2 separate regions of the Homo sapiens genome follow, and region 1 is linked to region 2. The links are chromatin loops, found by intact Hi-C in ENCODE. Cell type or tissue: Caco-2. All regions are shown on one strand. Links, peaks and the distances in the headings refer to the core of each region. The heading gives the core; the rest is flanking DNA.

What was found. A loop is a pair of places that touch in the nucleus more often than their neighbours do. Peaks named below come from ENCODE experiments on the same cell type or tissue, not always from the same donor. Only the 100,000 strongest peaks of a DNase experiment are listed, where the experiment ranks them.
Region 1: a loop joins it to region 2, with 8 times the contacts of the local background. A loop is called at or near these places in 2 of 110 quality-filtered maps.

The regions. Positions count from the first base shown.
Region 1 is chr2:54,571,420-54,576,805 of GRCh38, reverse strand. All of the region lies in intron 2 of SPTBN1 (spectrin beta, non-erythrocytic 1), which reads right to left. Among named protein-coding and RNA genes, the nearest start is that of SPTBN1-AS1, 15 kb to the right of the region's middle. RefSeq lists silencers at 2,019-2,078, 2,149-2,308. In Caco-2, for the core only: no CTCF peak of the experiment used is centred there; DNase peaks (open chromatin) are centred at 2,175, 2,455, 3,847 and 4,325.
Region 2 is chr2:54,688,742-54,694,127 of GRCh38, reverse strand. No RefSeq gene overlaps it. Among named protein-coding and RNA genes, the nearest start is that of SPTBN1-AS2, 11 kb to the right of the region's middle. RefSeq lists a silencer at 2,122-2,416. In Caco-2, for the core only: no CTCF peak of the experiment used is centred there; a DNase peak (open chromatin) is centred at 2,157.

The sequences.
Region 1 (5,386 bases), core at 274-5,273, 120 kb after region 2:
GCTGTCCCTTACACACCTGTGTTTCCAGTGTGCTCAGCACTGTAAGCTGCTCACCTTGACACCCACTTGCTGGCTGAATATTGATTGAACAGGTGGATGGATTTGATGGCTCCCTCAGTGATCTTCAAGCTAAAAATGGGTTCTAAAAAGTCATCCTGCCTTCTTCCACGGCACTTATTCTTGGCTAATTAAGAGGTACATGCTACTCCATTCTCACAGCCAGGCAGCTGTGGCGCATCAACTAGAGCGTATAAGCAACGGCCTTCCAGGATTTGTCAGTTGAGTTTTGAGTACAAGTTCTAGAAAGTACTACTTCTTCAAAGTATAGAGTAAAAAAAAAATTGAAGTAACAGAGCCAACAGCTGTTTTCCTGGACCTACACATACCTGACATCAACGTTCCAGCTTTAAGTTATTAATTAGGCCAAAGCAATAGCAGAAAGAAGAGCTGAAGGCCGGGCGCGGTGGCTCACACCTGTAATCCCAACACTTTGGGAGGCCGAGGTGGGTGGATCACCTGAGGTTAGGAGTTTAAGACTAGCCTGGCCAACATGGTAAAACCCTGTCTCTACTAAAATACAAACATTAGCCGGGAGTGGTGGCAGGCACCCGTAATCCCAGCTACTGGGGAGGCTGAGGCAGGAGAAACGCTTGAACCCAGGAGGCAGAGGTTGCAGTGAGCCGAGATCGCACCATTGCACTCCAGCCTGGGAGACACAGCCAGACTGTCTCTCAAAAAAAAAAAAAAAAAGCTGGATCTGAGTGACAAAAGGAAAAAAACACAGACCATTACCATCATCCACCTCTCTCCCTATCCCTGCTACCATAACCTAAACTGTACCAAAGTCTGGGCCCTGCTTTAACCACTCATCCAACCATGTTTCTCGTACTACAGGTTAATTCCTGTCTCAGGAGAAAAGACCAGGTTCCCATGACTGCCTAGGCAGAGGCATGTTGAGACCCAGCCTCTCAAATGTCTGTACACATTTCTCCTCTCCTTTTGGTTGAGAAGTTTGTGGACAGATTCAAAGGAGTTCCCGATACATCGAAACTGAGCCTTCACGCCACTGAGTCACTGCTTAATTGCATCATAACAGATGTTCAGCTGCAGGTATTTCATCCAGCAGCTAAAAATCCAGAGCCTTTGCAATTGCTACCAGTGGGTCTACATCCACGTCTCTGTGTACAAAAGAATCCTGATATGTCAACGCTCAATATCACCTGAATTTAAGCTATGGCTCAAGTTAAATGCCCTTAGGCAATTTTACCTTAGTTACTTTTACCAAATACCGTATCCACAAGTGGGTGGACGTCAGTTTTGTCCTTCGAGATATGCAGATGCATTACTCATCCCTCCAATGTTACGCTCTTGCAACATCAATGATAAGCAAATTAGCAGACTGTTATCTTTTTAATGGAAGAATTTACTCATCAATAGCAAAAGCTTTATCAGAAATTGACATTATTGAATCCTCTGGAGTTGCAGAAAAGAAAATAAAAAGAAATTGATATTGGGAAAACCTGACTGGTTTCTTTCAGCTGTGTATTGTATTGCTAGGTTAGGTGTGACACTTAACACCTGTGAATGTGGCTGAATCTCCAAGAATGATCAAATACACAACGCTCTGGATTTAAAACAAAACAAAAAAAACCTCAAAATCTACCCATGTGCTGATGGATGTATACACTATGCCTTCCTACGTGTCTCCACCTATTTAGACGAAGCACACGCCTTGAATTCACAGAAATGTTGAAAACGGCCCCCTCTTGCTGCAGAAGTTCACCATCACCCATTTTCTTACTTGCTGGCTAAATGAGGCTGCCACCTCAAGTCATCTTTCTGGTCCTCAGGTTCCTCAATCCACAAAGCAGTTATGATACCACCTAGCACACAGGGTGACTGAAGGGATAAATAATATGTTCATGAAGGTACCTGGTTTATGCCTGGTTCATGCTGGAAAGCCCCCACACACTTTTTCAAAAAGTCATGTTTGATGCAGGAGAAAGAAGTCAGTGGTTTAACTAACTACATCACAGGCATCAGTAGACACATGAGCAAAGTGGTGGAAGGGTGTGACCTGCAATTCCAAACCAGACTGCACTGATCGAGCTCTCATGGGATCACTGATTCCCCACGTGCCTGACATGAGCATGACCCATTCTAAACACAGGCCTGCACCCTGTGACTCAAGTGCTGCAGCTTATCAGCAACTGATGGGCTTTCTGACCCTGGGTGAGAAGACCTGACCTCCAAAGGCAGGAGGAAGGAAACCACATGATAAAAATCATCACTCTGAGGGGAGGATGCTTTCTGCGCAGCTAGGGCTAAGGAAGTTGTTTCAAAACAGACTCAAGAAACGTGTAGGCTGCTGCTAGGAGACTTGGGTCCAACTGCTCCCTCCAGATCCTGCCACACCTAAATGATCCCAAGAAGATAACTATCTCGGAGAAGCAGTGTGAGGTAATGGTTTAATGCTAGGGCGTGGTCAACAGCCAGGTGCAAAGGCCGGCTCCGCCACACTAATAACTGTATGGCATTCTCTCCAAGCCTTGCTTTCCTCATCTGTAAACAGAGATAACGCCTGACCCTATCTCTAGCATTCTTCTGATTGTGAAATTAGATAATGTATGTCATAAATAGCACAGTCTGGTACATAAGTGTCCAATAAATGTTGGCTATTGTTACTGGAAAGGTGTCTGTTTCCTTCATTAGACCAGTTGAGGGGACCTGAGAACAAAGACAACCCCAACATTTGTGTCCCCCCACAAAAATTTCTTAGATTTAATTATGAGTTTGTATTTTCCATACGGGGTTCATGCACATTATTCTAACTGATTCTCACAGCAACCCCAGAGGAGAAGGGAGGGCTGGTGTTCTGTTTTGCAGGTGTACAAAGCACCCCCCTCCCATAAATACATCCATTCAAATCCCATTAGAAAAACAGGATCCGTTTTCCTGTCTCTTGACTTGTTTGTGAGCTTCCTGAGGGCAGAGATAGAAATTACACCCCTGTGGCCCTAGTGCCTGAGCAAAGAGCCGCAGGCAGAGGCCCTCCATAAGGCTGAATATTAAAAAGGGGTTGAGTCATACTAAGAATCATAATTATTCTAATGACCATGTCTCCTAGTAGTCCAAAAGGAGTTCTGTTTCTAACGCAGAAAACCTTAGCAAATGAGTTACACTGTGAATTCCCGCTGAGGGAGGAGGAACAAAGACAGAGGATCCCAAATCAACTGCTGAATCACCGAGTCAGGGGTCCCCAACCCCCAGGTCACAGACCGGTATTGGTCCTGGCCCGTGACCTATTAGGAACCGGCCACACAGCAGGAGGTGAGTGGTGGATGGGAAGCATTACTGCCTGAGCTCTGCCTCCTGTCAGATCAGCAGCAGCATTCTCACAGGAGCCAAACCCTATCATGAACTGTGCATGCAAAGGATCTAGGTTACCACTCCTTAATAAGAATCTAATGCCTGATGATCTGAGGTGGAAGAGTTTCATCACGAAACCAACTCCCCATTTCCTCCACCCTATCTGTGGAAAAATTGTCTTCTACAAAACCAGTCCCTGGTGCCAAAAAGGCTGGGGACCGCTTTACTAAGTGACCTGTGCATCACTTTCCTCTTCCAGAAACATGGAGCAGAACAGCTACTCCTTATAAGCAAAGAGGGAGCAAAGATCAATGACATAATTCACATCTGCAGACAACTATGAGCTCACAGGAAACTGAGGTAAGAAAGGTCATTTCAGAGTCATTTAATGACAACAATGGCTGAGATGAGTATCTGGTGGGGTCTGGGCCCGCCTTCTCATCTGATTCCCAGCACGCTGTGGCAAACACAAAGGCAGTCAGCTTCTAGAGCCCCTTCCCACTCACACTGCTCCTGGGCCGTGGGTCACACTGCTCTAGTGCCCTTCCCTCAACTCCAGCCCTCTCCCTTTCCAAAAACCCATCTGAATTTACTACCCTGATAAAGACTGCAAGTGTATGGTTCTGTAGCCAAGAACTCCTAGTCAAACTGGCTACAGTCAAGCCCACTGCTGAACGAGTATGACTTTTAAAAATTGCTTCCTTGTGTTTCAAGTGAAAAAAATAACATCCCACCTCCAAATTGAAATCATATATGTATATTTGTAGAGGAAAAACAAAGATTTTTTGTAAAGGGGGGCAGAGATTGGGAGGCACAAAGGGCTGGGAAAGTAGTTCATGGGCCAAAAGCAGTTTTCTTTCAGATATGTCTTCAGTTTAAAAGACCAAGTTTGCACATTCGTGTGCTATCTAAGTTTCTGAAGCCCAGCCTCTATTTGCTCAGAGTGTGATTTAACTGCCTGGCTTCTAGCAAAGCATTACTCACACTGTTATCTCTGTAAACAAAGACACTCGCGGTTAGAAAAGCTGTGTTCGTTTTATGGTCACACAACATAAAAATCTGAATAAGCTGCCACACCTAGAAGAATGGATAGATTTCAATTTCCCAGGGTACATTTTTAACATTTTTTTGCTATGTAACCTGATTACATTAGTGTAAATGCATCTTAAAACTTTATCCTGGTCCAAATATTCTTGCCCCATCTCATTCAAAAGAAAGGGGGGAAAAAGACAATGTGATGTCTAATTTCTAGGGGAACTGTTTCTGTCTCCCTAAGTACCTTAGTACCGTGGCTTCCCTCTCCTCTCCTCTTCTCCTCACCAAAGTTTAGTAAATTCCCCAGCACCCAGCAGAGTCCTAGGGAGTATGTGAGAGTCCAACCACAAGAGTTCCCTAAATTTGAGCTTTAAGGGGATGAGGGGAGGTTGTCACTAGGGTCATATTAAACTTCATTTTATCAAAAAAAGTAGATAGGCCCAGCCTAAGCCCTTCCTGGAGTTTTAGTTTAGCCACATCATGGACAAAATTATTTTCATGATGTATTCTTTCATTCAAGACATCATTTATTAAGTGGCTCTTTTCTCAGGGAAGAGGCCCCTGGAAGGAAAACCAGCTAAATCACTTTAAAACATATGCATTACTGCTTATATTACTTTACCTACTCATTCATCCCTTTATTCATGAAACATTTATTTGTATGCCATCCCTAAGAAGGAATACAGAGATACACGCAAACACACTAACACACTATCCTCCTGGGAGTTCACAAATACCCACTGAGTATCAGGTACACAGTAATAGGCAGCCAGCTTCCAGAAGCCCTTTATTTATAGATATGTGTGTGTGTGTGTGTGTGTGTGTATGTGTGTGTGTGTGTGTGTGTGTGTGTGTACATACAATTAGGGAACAGTAATAGGTATCTTCATATATAACTGGGGGACTCACCACCCAGTGTGCCTGGGACTGAGGAAGATTCCCCGGATGTGGAATGTTTGGCACTAAAACCGGAAAACTCCCT
Region 2 (5,386 bases), core at 170-5,169:
TGCCTCTTTCAGCTAGATAAAGTTAAAACCAGTGCTCACCTGATTTTTTATTCTTATGAAGGTGCTTTTTGTGAGTAGACAGTTGTTCAATTGCTGCCCTTGCAGTCAAGACAATTGGTGGAGTCTTCTATTCAGCCATCTTGCTCTGCTCCTCCTTTTGAAGTAAGTCTTCTGTATTTTGTTTTCACTACTATCCTCTTTTTGCCTTTTCTTCTTGATATTGTTCATTATTTGAGGGTTTAAGCAGTTCTTTCAGCATTCATCCTTTTAACTGTCATTAATTTTTTTAACTGTCAGAATAGTTTTCCATATTAGCAACCAATATGCCTGCTTCCAGCTGGTCGAGATTCAGTGAGTCTGTCGATATGGTTGGTCTGTTTTGTTTTTCCATGTAAACAGTTCAATTTATCCACAAAATCCCAATTTTCTTGCTACCATCCCTTACCTAATTAATTATTCATCCTCTGCACAGAGTTGTCTTTTGAATTTGAATTCTTTATTTTTTGATGGAATCGTTCCTCATTTTGATCTACCTAGTGTCACTGAGACTCAGGCCCTTTGGTAGTGGTGAAGGCTGGCATCATACCATCCATGTGGTCACACTCATCCCCCTGCTTCAATCTGATGGCCTGCAGAGACATCTGGGCCCACAGCAGAGATTCCCCTAAGAACCCTGGGCAAGGAGAGTCAAAAGGACCCATCCATATGGTAAAGCTTGTTTTCCATTAGCTGAACAAACTGACATTTTCTAAAAGTGTGCTGCCCTTTGGTAAAGCTTATTGGTAAAGCTTGTCAGTAAATGAGCTTTACCAACAAGTTTACACATTTCACCCCTTTGTAATCAACATTGTTCAGCTGCACTCTTAAGATTTGGAAAGGATGGGGCCAGGCACAGTGGCTCATGCCTGTAATCCCAGCACTTTGGGAGGCCGAGGTGGGCGGACCACGAGGTCAGGAGATCGAGACCATGCTGGCTAACATGGAGAATGGCGTGAAACCCAGGAGGCGGAGCTTGCAGTGAGCCGAGATCACGCCATTGCACTCCAGCCTGGGCAACAGAGGAAGACTCTGTCTCAAAGAAAAAAAAGAAAAAGAAAAAGATTTGGAGAGGATGGTTTTTTTTTTTTTTTAGAGATGGGGTTTTGCTATGTTGCCCAAGCTAGTCTTGAACTCCTGGGCTCATGTGATCCTCCCACCTCAGCCTCCTGAGTAGCTGGGATGACAGGTGCCCACCACTGCATCCAGCAGGAGGCTGATTTTTAAAGTTAGAGGAATTTCTTGTGTAGTCTCCTCTGGCACTATTTCAGTGTTTCACTTGCTCCCTCCTAGTAATTTTATCATCCTTTCAAGTAAAACAGAGAAAAACCATGATGTGGCAGTTTTATACTTTGATGGCCTCAGGGAAATACACTTACTGGTTGTCATGCCCTTATGTATTATGTGTTCAAGCTCTTGACTCTGGCCTTGGCCATGTGGCTTGCTTTGGCCAATGGGACATTAGCTAGTGTGGTGCAAGCAGAGGCTTAATACACACTTTCACATGGGGGCTTGTCCTCTTCAAATGTTCCTTGGAGCTAGACCACTGTATTAGGCTGTTCTTGTATTGCAGTAAAGAAATACTTGAAATTTGGTAATTCATAAAGAAAAGAGGTTTAATCAACTTATGGTTCTGCAGGCTGTACAAGCATGGTGCCAACATTGCTCAGCTTCTGGGGAGGCCTTGGGGAGCCTTTACTCATGGTGGAAGGTGAAATGGGAGCTTGCTCATCATATGGCAAAAGCCAAAAGCAGGAGCATGGTCAGGGGGTGGTGTGCCATACACTTTTAAATGACCAGATCTCACAAGAACTTAGAGTGAGAGTTTGCTTATCACCAAGGGGATGGGATGGCCCAAGACATTCACAAGGAATCTGCCCCCATGATCTAAACACTTCTCACCAGACCTCATCTCTAGCATTGGGGATTAGAGTTTACCATGAGACTTGGGTGGGACATCCAAACCATAGGAACCGCTGAAGGGTGAAAAGCCAAGTGCAAGGAGATCCTGGAGGATGAGAGGCCATTTGGACATCCCAGCTCCAGCCAAATTGCCGGCTGAATGCAGTCGCATGAGTGATCTCAGCCACCCAACGTGGAGCAGAAGCTCCTCCCAGTGGAGCTCCATCAACCGCAGAACCATGACAAGTAATAAATCACATAGCTACTGTGCTTTGAGATGGCTTACAACACAGCAATCGATAGCTGAGCTATGTGTTAATAAGTTACTGTCTTCATTACATAGGGTGCTTACCTGAGATTTTCTCTTATGAAAGCATTACTGTGTGTACATATTTACCTTTGATAAAGATTCAGCTCCAAATTTATATTCAACTGAAATGTCAGAGGGATGCCTGACACCTTGCAATGTGCTTGGCCTCTGAGCCATTTAAAAACATATGTCACCCCGGTGCAGCTTTGTCCTCACTGACATGTCTACCAAGAAGCCTGGCTGGCTGGTGTTCCAGGCATTGTATGTCATATTTCTGAAAATGCTGACAGATTGTTTCACAGAATATTGTCATAATATCGTGTTACTAAATCTTGAGTTGCCTTCATGGTAGCACATTTTTGCAGGAATTGGTCTTATCCTGTTAGGTATCTATGACTATGTTTATGCTTAATCCCTGAAACTGGGAATTCAATATTTCTGAATGATAATTAACATCTATAGATTTTGATGTAGTTTTAATAATTGAATCAATATTTCTAACAACTTTATTAAATGCATTAATGAGATGCAAATTCCTTTTATTAAAATAAAAATGTGTATTTTTTTATTTTCTTTTTTGAGATGGAATCTCACTCTGTCGCCCAGGCTGGAGTGCAGTGGGACGATCTCAGCTCACTGCAACGTCTGCCTCCCAGGTTTAAACGATTCTCCTGCCTCAGACTCCCGAGTAGCTGGGACTACAGGTGCCCGTCACCACGCCTAGCTAATTTTTGTAGTTTTAGTAGAGATGGGGTTTCACCATATTGACCAGGCTGGTCTCGAACTCCTGACCTTGTGATCCACTCGCCTCAGCCTCCCGAAGTGCTGGGATTACAGGCGTGAGCCACCGTGCCCAGCCTAAAATAAAAATTTATTAAATGTAATTATGAAACTAGAAAACTATAAAGAAAACAATTCACCTATAGGAAAAGTATGAACATTAACAGTGACCTGGTTAAATAAACTGTAGGATAGCTACACAATGGAGTTTTATTATTTACCAGGCTGTCTGTTAGTTTCTAGATAGATATCTGTTTTCTACCATACAGTAGGACTTCAAAAAATGTTGAATGAATAACTTGTAAATATCTTATGTGTGTGTACCTCTGAAATGATTAAAAAACTCTAAATGAAACCAATTTAAATTCAGATATACTTCAACATACTAATGTTAATGAAAAATGTTTTATATAACTACAAAAAATGAGCAAGCTAAGTACTGATATGGAAAGGGTTCCTAGATATATTATTATGTCAAAAAAGCAAATTTCAGAATGATGTTTTTGGTATGCTACCTTCAGAGTAAAAGGAGGAAAATCTATATGTGTATCTGCATAGACCCATAATATTTTAAAATCTAAGCACAGGGTTGGGAAACTGGCACTAGGGGAATAAACACAAGAAGGAGACTTTCCACTATACACTTTTTATACTTTCTGATTTTTAAACCATCGGAATATACTACCATTTGAAATACAATTTAATAAGCAAAATTTGAATCTATTTATGTTTTGCCTTTACACTTCTTTTGCAACTAATGAAAATGAATATTTTTTCGTTTGTGTGTTGACCAGTTTACTTCTTCCCTGAGTATGTTTGCCCATATTGACATCTTAGAGGCTTTGCTTTTTTTAAAAAAAAATCAGCAAATGTTAAATCTTCTCCACCCTTTACAGTGGAGATATTTGCCCTCTGTCACCTGATTTTGCTTTCCTTTATGTTATTGCATTTTAGAGTGTGAAGTTTTTATGCATTTGTATCTACTCTTACATGCTTTGACATTGCTCCCTTCCATCAGAGGTCTGACAAAGATTCCTTTCCATAATCTAGTTTGATAATTTTTGCCTTTTTGAAATTCTCATTAATTCATTTAGAATTAATTTCTGTGTGCAATTAGAAGATGAATAGTTACTTTTAAGAGTATCTAATCTTTCTTTTCCCATTGATCATATGAACTTCCTTATAGTATTTTTGGTTCTTATGCATAATAATGTTCATTTATGTACTAGCTGCTATATTCTATTCCATTGATTTGCATCAGTTCCGCTGACATGCATCAACATCATAGTCTTTATCACCGATTGAGAATATTTTTTCACAAATGGTGGTGCTAGTACCCACCATGATCATCACAATCCTTTTCTTTGATGCTATCTCTTGTTTTATGTTTATTCATTCTCTAGTTCAGGTAAATAATTTTAACTTTCAGAAACATTCTGTTTTTTATTGAGAAGTGGTCAAACCTATAAGTTAGATTGAGTAGAATTCATTCCTTTAAAAAAGAGCATGGTTCTTGTTTCCATTTAGTCAAGCTTTCTTGTCACCGCCATTTTGTTTGATTGGTTGGTTTTCTTCTCTTGGGTCAAAAAAATTTCACATCAAAGGTATTTCTTGGTACGTTATGGTTTTTGTTTCTATTGTGAATGGGATCTCTTTTTATTATATTTTTCTGATTATTCTTTATGTGGAAGAGTGCTATTGGTTGTATATTGACCTCGAATGTGGTCCTTTTGGTGGCTCTATGATCTTACTGGGAAATGATTTCCCATTTAGGTTTTCTGGGATTAAAAGTTGTCTTGACATTTCAATTAGCCCAAAATTCTGTTAATTCAAGGAGGGGAAAAATCATTAATGGTATCACAATGGGCAATCAACTAGTTGGTTTAAATGTTTACTTTCCATCAGTTTTAAGGTTTTGTGGACACACCCTGTACTTAAGGGATGTTATCATGGAACACTGCAAAAACAGAAATGCAAACATATGCCAATGAACTGCAAATACCTTCTCAGTCCTTGATTTAGGTCTGATCAGTGGCCTCAGTTTACTCTCCTCTCACTCTGTTTTGACAATCATAGGTCAGAAAAGTGAGAATCCTAAAATGGAAAGGAAATAGAAGACAGCAGAATGACTGAATTTGTGGCTGGCTGCAATTATCTGCCCAGATGTCTGAATCCATTCTGCATTTAATTGATTCTACCTTATCACCTTTGCACAGATAAACATTCCTTAGCATCAGAAAGATATTGGCTTCATGGAGACTTCATATCCAGTGCTGCTACGGGACATACCCATGCTGCTTTCTTTTCATCTTAGCCAAGAAGTGAAACAAACTGAGAGGACTCAGGAGTAGGGAGAGA